2 separate regions of the Mus musculus genome follow, and region 2 is linked to region 1. The links are chromatin contacts, found by POLR2A ChIA-PET in ENCODE. All regions are on one chromosome and are shown on one strand. Each heading gives the region's core, a stretch centred on a gene start or an enhancer-like site at or near the end of the contact. The rest is flanking DNA. Distances are from core to core; before and after follow the strand shown. Region 1 holds the start of Msantd2 (Myb/SANT-like DNA-binding domain containing 2). Region 2 holds the start of Tbrg1 (transforming growth factor beta regulated gene 1).

Region 1 (5,558 bases), core at 707-3,206:
TACTATGACAGATGAAGATAGTTATGCCTGATTTTATTACTTAAAGCATAATCCTTTGGCTTTTCAACAATGACCACCATTATTCTATAACTGGCTGACTTCAGCTTTTTCTTTTCCTTGCAAAACCATAACATATATTTGTTAGTTAGAAAAACACTGAGTGACCGAGAGAGACTGCATAATTTATTCATAATATCATTGGTCAGCTGCCTCAGTTACAGTCTGCTTTAAAAACAAAAAACAGAGGCAGGCGGATTTCTGAGTTCTAGGCCAGCCTGGTCTACAAAGTGAGTGCCAGGACAGCCAGGGCTATAACAGAGAAACCCTGTCTCGAAAAAACAAAAAACAAACAAAACAAAACAAACCAAAACCAACCAACAAACAAACAAACACCCCCCCCCCCTTTTTTTTAAATTATCTTGCGTGGGGCCTGGAGAGATTACTCATTAGTTACTCTTACAAGGGACTCAGAACCTGCAGATGGCTTGCAAGTCTTGTAATTCCAGTTCTAAGGGATCTGATGCCTTTTGCTGACCGTTACCAACATCAGGCCCCTTCACACATACACACATAGGCAAACGTTTATACACATAAAACTAAACGAACACATTTTAAAATGAAGTTTAATTTTGTGTGTAAGTGTGGGGATATGGGTGGCATGTCCCATGTATGACGGTCAAAGAACAAGTCATGAGAGCAGGTTGTCTTCAGTCATTGGGCGGGCTTGGCAGCAAATACCTGTACTGGTTGAGGCATCTTTCTGCCACTACTGAGGTTTTAAAGTTAATGATCTGAGATAAACAGGATTTCCAGCTTTAAAGAATATGGAAATTGACTAGGTGGTGGTGGCAGCTCAGGCCTTTAATCCCAACATTCCAGAGGCAGAGGCGGCAGGCGGAGTTTGAGGCCAGCCTGGTCTATAGACTTAGTTCCAGGACAGCCAGGATAACACAGAAAAACCTTGTGTCAAAAACCAAAATAATACCACACAAACAAGGTTATATCTTATAGCTATATGATACTTCAATGTTCAAGACTTTACGGAAATATTCAGGAGTGAGTGATGAGTGCTAATTTACTACTAGGTCACAGGAACAGTTTCATTTCCTTGAACTTGACTGGGAAATTTTAAACCAGTCCCAAATCCCAGTGGACTGAGGTACCGGAGTAGCTATTCTGCTGGGCTCTGGAGCTCTTTCATGTCCCCATTATAGATACTGTATAAAAGCAAGAAAGACATTTACTTTATCATTGGCTACACAGTTACTCAGAGGAACAAGAAAACAAACGAAACGAAGCTTGTGGGTGTGGCTCAGTGACAGGGTGTTTGCCTAGCAGAACACGTGAGTGCAATCAGAGTTGCTATAGAGGCTGAGTTTCTTGAAAAGCTAAAGCGTGCAAACTCTAACTCATATCTGTTCTCGAAAGTCTTGTCCAGAACCACTGCAAGCAGCCTTCCCGCTTTGCCTTCCTCCACATACCCTTTGTAGGGTTTCCTAGTCTCCAGTCTGGACCTCGGTTCCCGTACCTAAAGGCGGGCTTAGAGGGAGGATAGGCTCAGGGGCGGAGACAGGAAAACAGAAATAGCCAATTCGTCCTTAATTCGAGGCCCTCGCGGGCCTCACCCCTGTTGTGAGGGTTGAGATTGGAAAGGAAGTGGGGAGGCTCCAACCAGTCCTTCACTCCCGCGCCCTCATGCCCCCACCCTTCTCTGCTCGGAGCTTGGGTGCGCCGGGTCCCAGCTTCTCCTCCCGGGAGAGGAGCGGCCGGCACCAGCTGGCTGGAGGGGAAAGGCGAAGATTTGCGGGCTGCTTGGGCCAGCCAGACACATCCTCCGGGCCCTCTGACCGCGGCGAGCCACTCAGCCCCGAGCCAGGCCCCAGGGCAGCCCCGGAGACCCCGGTGGCCGGATGCAGGGGTGCGTCACTTCCGGGCGGTGCAGCGGCGGCGGCTTGGAAGATGGCTGCGCCCTGTGGCTCGGAGCTGCCCGCCAACTCGCCGCTCAAAATTCCGAAGATGGAGGTGCTTTCCCCGGCGTCTCCCGGCGACCTGAGCGACGGGAACCCATCGCTGTCCGACCCTTCCACGCCTCGGGGAGCCTCCCCTCTCGGGCCCGGCAGCGCGGCGGGCTCGGGGGCCGCGGCGTCCGGGGGTCTCGGGCTGGGGCTGGGGGGCCGCGGCGCTGCCTCGTCCTCGGTCTCCTTCTCGCCCGGCGGCGGCAGTGGCGGGGCTGCGGCGGCCGCTGCCGCCGCCTGCCGGGGTATGTCGTGGACGCCGGCAGAGACGAACGCGCTCATCGCTGTATGGGGCAACGAGCGGCTGGTGGAGGCGCGGTACCAGCAGCTGGAGGGAGCCGGCACGGTATTCGGCAGCAAGGCCCCTGGGCCGGCCATGTACGAGCGCGTGTCCCGGGCCCTGGCCGAGCTGGGCTACGAGCGGACCCCGTCCCAGTGCCGGGAGCGCATCAAGGTAACCGGCCGCTCTGCCCGGGGCTGCGAACCAGAGGCAGAGAAGGCGGGGAAACGGGCCTGGGGGCGGGGGCCGGGCCGAGCGCGGGGCTCCCCTCCCGGGCCCCGGGTATCCCTTGTGTCTGCTCCGCCTCTTTCTTCTCTCCCTGGGAAGGGGCGCTTCTTTCCAGATGGCCGCCAGCCCGTAGGTTTCCTGAGTTTGAAGTTGGGCGTGTCTGCCGCCGCCCCTCTTTCTTGCCAATTGAGGATGTTCCTGCGCTCTGAAGTTGGTAGTTTCTCTCATTGTGCGCGGGGCCCGCAACTGTCGCGGGTGCTGTCGCCCGCACTGCTTTGTTCCCAGATAGAGGGGCTCCCAGACTGAAGCTTTCCAGCTGGGATGGAATTGAGGAAGGGTAGCAGAGGGCCGGATGAGCGCCCAGTGTAAGATTTTTTTCCTTTGCTGAAGTTTCAAGAATAGAGCATTGGGACGGCTGGCCTTTTGTGTCAGTCGCTTTGCTTGTCAGTTGAGGTGATACAAGGACTAGCAAGATTTGAGGTGCTTTTGGAGAGCTGGAAAGGCTTAGTGAAAGAAAGGTCGTGTATTGTTATCGTGGAGGTAGAGGACAGTAGAGGACACCTTGAACGTTAGTCTGCTTGAAGGTTCTTTTGGAATTTGGACTGGCGATCTTTTCAGAGTCAGGTTGCCTTGAGAGTCAGGAGGCTTCTAATTCTGAGGAAGCCCTCTCTTGTCACCCAGGTTTTTTCTGCTTTAGTTAGGGTGCCCGGATGCGGACAAGTAAAACCGAGTATGCATCTGGCCATCCTTATGCATCAGCATGTTTAAATGTGGAGGCTTAATGTGGGTTAATTTTACCATCAGCCTGCATATCGGTTTACTGTTTCTAATGCGTTGTCTAGGCCTTCGTATCTGCCTTTGCAGACAAGGAGCTGTACTTTAGTTAAGCTCTTCCCTCTTACTAGTGTCTGCTCAGAGTTTCTCCCAGTTTTCATTGAAAACATTACATTGTGTTTACCTAGTGTTCACTTCTCATAGTGAAGGCTACTTTTTCTGGGGACGAAAAAGAGTCACAACTGAGAATATCACATTAGCAAACAACCATAAAACTCAGTAAGAATAGTTGTTTAAGTAAGGGTAATCACACTGAATGGGGGGTGGGGGGGATTGTGCCATAGTTCATGAGGCCTTGGCTCCACAGATGTTCATTTGGAGACGTTGTTACTTAGAAAATTTGTTCCAGAAACAGCGGTTTCATTGTTAACTGTTAGATTAATTTTACACCCATTAGAAAGCAAAGTTAGATTATTTGATTATGTTCATTTGAGGATTCTTATTGAGCTCCTTTGTTAAACAAGAATGTCATTGAGATAATATGTACTAGATAATATGTTGTTTGGATTTCATTCATTGCTTTATTCAGGGTCGTTCATGTTAAATTTGGGGCAGTTTCTTTGAGCTGCCCTGTGTAGCATCCACCCACAAACTTTTCTGGAGTTCTGAGAGTGTCTTAGGCATTTGTAAATTATGCCTGTTTTCTTGATTTTTATTCATAGGATTTTCAAGGTGTACTATCAAAACCTTGCTGAATGTAAATCTCTCCATAAAATTGTTTCTCAAACAACCAGGGGATATCTAGTTGGAATGCTTCATTGTCCAGTTATGAGAAGGAAATCTAAAGCAAAGAAAGGAGATTGAGCCTCTGAAGAATTTAGAGGATCAGTTTACCTGTTTTCAGACAGGTAAGATCAAGTTGACCTCCAACTTTTAGTCTTTTGGGATTATGAGATGATGCTGGGTTCTCTGATACCGTAGCAGTTAACAGACAAGGAGGGATGACAAATGTTTGCTTTTGATCAAGAAACTCAGACTCTGTTAATGTTGATATTTTCCTCCAGAATTAAGGACAAGTTCTAGTCTGGTCCCTCCACAAACCAGCATTCAGTAGGCACTGAATAAATGCTTTGTTCATCTGAGAAAGTAGAGAAAGAGTTTTGGAAGGTATTTTTTTTTTTTTTTAACTTTTTGTTGCTGTGATAAAACACTGACCAAAACCAGTGTAGAGGAAAGGGTTTGTTTGACTAACAGCTTATAGCTTAGGGAAGCTAGGTATTTTAGTTTACTATTGCTTTGAAGAGATACCATGACCAAGGCAATGTATTAAAAGACAGCATTTAATTGCAGGCTTGTTTACAGTTTCAGAGGGTGAGTCTTGGTCCAGGATCATCATGGTGGTCCAGGTCTGGCAGCAGGCATGGCGCTGGAGCAGTAGCAAAGAGCTTACACTGATTCTCAAGCAGGATGCAGAGAGGAAGAGATTGGCTTTCGAAAGCTCAGAGTTTACCCCTGGGGACAAATCTCCTTCCTCAAGACCATGCTTCCTAATCCTTCCCCAAACAGTTCTACCAACTAAAGCCAAGCGTTTAAATATGTGAGTCTGTGGAGGCCATGCTAATTCAAACAGCCTCACCAGGGCCGGAGCTCAAGGAAGGAGTCTGTAGGACCTGAAGCAGAGACCACACAGGAGCACCACATACTGGCTGGCTTCCTTGGCTTGCTCTTCTACCTTTCTTTCTTTCTTTCTTTTTTTTTTTTTTTTTTTGGTTTTTCGAGACAAGGTTTCACTGTATAGCCCTGGCTGTCCTGGAATTCACTCTGTAGACCAGGCTGGCCTCGAACTCAGAAATCCGCCTATCTCTGCCTCCCAAGTGCTGGGATTAAAGGCGTGAGCCACCACGCCCGGCTCTCTACCTTTCTTTCATAGTTCAGGTGTACCTTCCCAGGGATAGCACCACCTACAGTAGGCTGGGCCCGCCTATATCAATTAGCAATTAAGAGACCGCCTTACAGACATGGTTACAACTAGAGGCATTTCCTCAACTGAGTTTCCCTCTTCTCAGGTGTATCTAGGTTTGTGTCAAGTTGATACAAACTGTGACTGAATGTATAAAAATTTATATAAATAAATTATAGTAGTGTTATTGAAAATTAAAAATGTGGACTTTGGAACCCAATTTAAAAAATATTGCATTAAAGCTAAGCTTTAGAAGGCTGAGGAGTTAGCTCTGTGGTAGAGTGCTTGCCTATTTTCTGTA
Region 2 (5,197 bases), core at 1,726-4,225, 170 kb after region 1:
ACCATAAGGCAGGGGCAAACTGGAGCTGTGGGAAGGAGCAGCGGCCTGTGGCTCCCCTTCAGTTAGAGCATGTATCTGGAGGAGCTTCTTCAGCAAGTATCTGAGGTGGAGAGGGATGGGAGGACAGGCATGAACTCTGGCTTTTCTCTCAATTCAACGTTTCGCTTAAGCAGTGGGAATTACAGACTAAATACAAAGATTATCACACAATAAGGCTCTTATTGGAGACAGAGGCCATGAAGCCCTGCAGGATAATCAATACTTGAAGAAATCAAGATATTGGCTGGAACTTCTCTTGTCCCTGCAGGGATCTTCTACCTTTAGGGTGGAAGGCCTGAGGTGTCTGGAGAATATTCATACGAATAGAATCAGAGGTATCCATATACCCACTGTAATTTGCATAGGGAAAAACAAAGCCAATATTAGTAGAATGAGAAACAGTGGTTTTTTTTTTTTTTTTAAATCATCCCTTGGTTTTCATAATTGGGAAGTTATTTGGGTGGGATATAGCACACAGGTTTAGAATTCCTCTGTATTGCCTCAAGTGGTCAAGGGGCTTTGCGATGTGCAGGAATCCAGAGGAGAGGGAAAAAAAAAATCAGCCACCATAATAATATCAATCCACAGCACCAGTAATAATGATGACAATGATAATCACAGCAACAGCAAAATGAAGCTGGCTCACCTTCTTTCTTCCTTTGCTTTAAGAAATTTTTCCTCAAGACGAGCAATTTCATCACAGATGGAAGCATTTTCCTTTAAGGAAGAAAAAAAAAAAAAGGACTATAATCACATAAAATGAACTTAAAACTTGAGGCTCCTTTCTGGTGACAAGATCTATATCTCAGATTGAAAGAGCCCTCTGTGCTGCAGTGTGTAAGAGAAGTGTGGTTCTACTCTGCGCATGCTGTTAATAAATACAGAGTCTGTACAGCTGGCTCAGCGGGGAAAGGCACCGAATCGGAGCCCCAGAACCCACAGTGGAAGGAGAGGAATGAATGACAGTTACCTGATAACTTCTATGCGTGCTCGGCGGCACACACACAGTAATAAGAATAAAAAGAAAGAAACTTCTTTTAAAAAAAAATCTGCAGGGCCAAGTGTTTGGGTTCTATTACAGGGAGGGTAATTGCATGGACACCTTTGGATGAAGAGGGACATTCTTAATGCTCATGCCAGAACAAGATGGTACACCAGGGCTTGCACTCTTTGGGCAAATCAATGGGTGTGGCCACTCCAATTAGTGTGGCCTTTGGCAGAGAAAGGATATAGGACTTGGACTTAATTTAGACCCCCTACAAAATTCTTTTTTGTTCTCCACTACAGAATTCTAAAGACTCTCTATGCTTACAGCTTTGACCTTGCAAAGACAATCTGACCCACTGTATCTTACAGAACAATTACAGGGAGAGAGAGAGAGAGAGAGAGAGAGAGAGAGAGAGAGAGAGAGAGAGAGGGAGGGAGGGAGGGAGGGGGAGGGGAGGGGAGGGGAGGAGGGGAGGGGAGAGAAGAGAAAAGGATGAAAAGTTTTGCATGTAAAATTCTTAATTAATCATCTATTTGCATATACCCAAGTACCATCATTCTTTACTGATGGCTCAGTCTGTCTTGAAACCAGTTTTGAAGGAAATGCCTATTTGGGTGTTTCACAGGTGGAGCCTCAAATTGGTGTTCAAGGCATCAGTTGGTTTAAGTACACGGAGACCCTTTGGTTTCATAAGATCTTTGTATACTTAACGAAACCAACACTATCTTTAAATGTCGACTTGTAAGCATTAGGCAGGCTCTGACATCATGTGACAAGAGAGAACAGTGAGTATAAGGTGTTGACTTCCTGATTTACTCATATTTCCCTCGACACATATACAAGCGTTAAATGTTTTAGCAACAACAAATTGAAAGTCAAAACTTTTCCCGATACGTCTACAAAGACCTTGTAGAAAGAAGTGTTAAACTGCAGGTTCAGATGTGAGGGTATATGGACCGTATACCTATTACCAAGCAAGCACTGAGGTGACTGGCTAAGCTAGAATAGTCTATTTATTAGACTGTTATCAGATTTATTAGACCCTAATACTTCTTGGCTGGTAAAGAAGTTTACTCATCAAATCCTAAATCCCTACAATTAAAGCAGGAAGTGTCTATACACCTCAGCAGGAGGAGGTAGCCTGTTTCCTGATGTTGAGTTCCACTTTCAGTTTCGGATGGAGGGAAGGCAGAAACACCTAGAAGCCTCGTCAAAGGGAGCTACAACCAGGACAATTTTGAAAGATTTAGGTGCCTGTTTACGAAAGCGGCAGCCATGGCGTTAGGGTTGGGTGTACTTAGGAAACAGGCTGTGTAGAGTAAATAATAAACTGGAATCAGGGTATCCAAGTTGGAGTTAGGGCACGTCATCCCTCTGGGCTTCATTTCAGTGTGCTCGCCTTAAAAGACACTCCTTAGGCTCGAAACGAAAAGTAGCAAGAAGGTAATGACTAAAGTTTGCTGGCGGAGCACTCTTCAGTCCTCATTTATAGAGGAGTTGACAGGACTAGAGGAATAACTTATGCAAGGATATGGAACTAATATTCCCAAGCGAGGCAACTAACACTGGACGGATATTCTTTCTCTGAGAGAGTTGAGGTGGGGAAGACAGTCCCCACCCAAACCCAGACTCACAAACACCGTGGCCTTAGCTGCTCTGCGCAGCCGCAGGTACTTCAGCCGGTACTTCTCGTTCTGGCTCTTCCTCGGGAGCCTTTTCATCCTGGCCTTGCTGGACAGCGGGGTGCGCGGCTCGGAGGCCAGGCCGCTCAACACGCTCATGATCAGACCGGGTTCTGGAGCTCCGGGGCGCGGAGGGGATGGAGCGCAGGCAGAAACAGATGGCGATCCTCGGCACTTCCCAGTCGATTTCCCAAGGAAGACCCGCCGGAAGTTGCGCAAAAGCACCGCCACGTGTAACTTCCGGGTTTGGAAGTTGCGGTGGTTCGGACCTAGCGGTGGGCTGGGAGGACGGGTGTGGCTCAGGGTTGCAAGGAGCTGGAGCTGGAAAGAACCGGTCCTACCCGGCTGATAGCCAGCGAAGTAGGGAAGAGTTTAAAGTCCTGATGCAGACGCTCAGGCAGGTGCCCTCAGGGAATGCACGTCCACATCTGCTTTCCCAGGTTGCTCTGAGCAGCAGGCCTTCCTGGGGTTTTAGCAGACTTAAATACTAATGCGGGGAACTCAGTTTCCCATATGTGCTGATCGCACAAGTGTTTCTTAGGCTGTGAACTTCGGGGATAGTAAAACAAGACCTTGATTGCCCCAAAGCTTGGTATCTAGTTAGCAAACTGTTTTAATAAAATGTTAAGTAGCACAAGGTCGGCTTTCAGTGGTTTTAAAATGAAACCAGGAGCGTTTCAAGTACACATACTTCCTATCGTTTTTTTCTTTCAGTAGTGTCAAACCAATTGACTGAGCCTCTTTTTCACATTTTGTTTTTGTTGTTTGTTTTCTCCCTCTCAAAGTAAGAAATGAGATGGGGTGGATTTCCAAACTAGTGTACTCATATAAAAGATAATTATTGTTAAATTCTCCAAATCTAGACGTTTACGGTTGTACATGGAAGCCAAGAAGTATGTTACATAATTAACGCGCTCACTGAATTACTAGAGAAAAACCTAATACTGATAAAGACAACTTAGAATTCAGTAAGTGATCCAAGTATTTAATCTCTGAAAACTGTAAAAACCATTGCAGTTTTGACAAACTGCAACCCAAGAGAAAAAGCGTGTAGATACTCTTCTATGACTGCCCATGTAACAAGCTGCTTTTTTTGAACTTGGTTGGGTCTTAATAATGCAACTCCAGGGTACCATTTGCCTTCACAAATACCTAAGGTGCTCCTGTGGATTTAGTTGGTTTTAAAAGCCATCAGAATTGTGACAACTTATAAAATACACTGCTTTGAAAATATATACTGGAATTCTAGCTTGGAATCTGAAAGCACTCATAGTAATCGAAATTGACTTTATTCTTAATAAAGCGTTAGTTTTAACTGCCTGATTTGCTGTTTAGCTGCATTTTGTTCTCATAGACTTTGACATCTATCTGACTTTTTGTATTATTCATCTTCTTCGTGTGTTGTGTCTATGAGGAGGAAAGTCCCAGCCTCTGCTTTAGTTGAAAGCTCTTTTGGCCAGTAGACTTCAGTGGAATAGTCCCAAACATGTTTATTATTATTTTTTTTTTTCACTTGAGACTTTTTCTTTTACAATTAAGGCAATTTTCTTGCAAATTTGACAAAAAAGAAGGTATTGTTTATTTGTTGGCTTTGATAGACTGGGTTCTTAACAGTGCCAAACTCTCTGTGTAGGGAAAGATGACCCTGAACTCCTGACCCTCCTGTTTCTATCTCCCAAATTCTGGGACTATAGCCATAGACAACCATGTCCAGCTTGGGGAATTTTTTTTAAAATCCATGGGCTGTGATCTAACTCAGTGGCAAAGCACTTATATTATAGGTGAAGAGCTCTGGGTTTGATTTCTAGCATTCCAAAATGAGTGGTGGATGAATGGATGGATGGATGAATGAATGAATGAATGAGTAACAGAGGCCCCAAGTTCAGTTTCAAGAAACCACATCCTGTAGCGCACAGCTATTTGTAATTCCAGCTTTAGGGGATCTGACATGGGCACTTGCACTCACATGTGTACACACCTGTCATCCATGTAGACACATAACAAAGGTTTGAAAAAAATAACAACAACAACAACAACAACAACACAATAATAACTCCCCCTATCCCAAACCACCAAGACACCCATAATACTGCCTCTTTGGATGAACTACTATTAATATTTTAGTATATGTTTTGATTTTTCACAGAAGTTAGACAATACTGAATACAATGTTTCTTTTTGCTATCATCTTTAAAAGTTATGACTTTTTCATAAGCATTATTTTTATTTTACTTTTTTCTCCCAAATCATGGTGGATCAGATTTCCTTTTCATGGTATTTCTTCCCATGATCCTCTAGGAAGATCCATGACAGGTCTGGATTAGAGAGCTGGGCAGAAGTGAAGGTGAAGGAGGACGGAAAGGAGAAGGACGTGATGGGAGAGGTGGTGTGTTATCAGAACCACAATGTAAATGTTATTATAACAAAACAGATCTTTTGATGACAGCGATCCTTTGCTAGTGTACATGTGGGGCAAAGTGCTCTGGTG

What was found. ChIA-PET counts read pairs that join two places held with the same protein, here RNA polymerase II (POLR2A).
Region 2: POLR2A ChIA-PET joins it to region 1 with 11 read pairs in Patski. The contact joins the promoter of Tbrg1 here to the promoter of Msantd2 in region 1. POLR2A ChIA-PET finds 5 or more read pairs at or near these places in 4 of 5 experiments (Patski and embryonic stem cell).

Annotation. Positions count from the first base shown.
Region 1 is chr9:37,487,365-37,492,922 of GRCm38, forward strand. It overlaps Msantd2 (Myb/SANT-like DNA-binding domain containing 2), which reads left to right and starts at 1,957. Exons shown (of 4, transcript NM_146222.2): 1 at 1,957-2,469. The coding sequence starts at 1,960.
Region 2 is chr9:37,654,337-37,659,533 of GRCm38, forward strand. It overlaps Tbrg1 (transforming growth factor beta regulated gene 1), which reads right to left and starts at 2,976. Exons shown (of 9, transcript NM_025289.3): 1 at 2,662-2,976; 2 at 686-756; 3 at 1-100. The coding sequence starts at 2,808.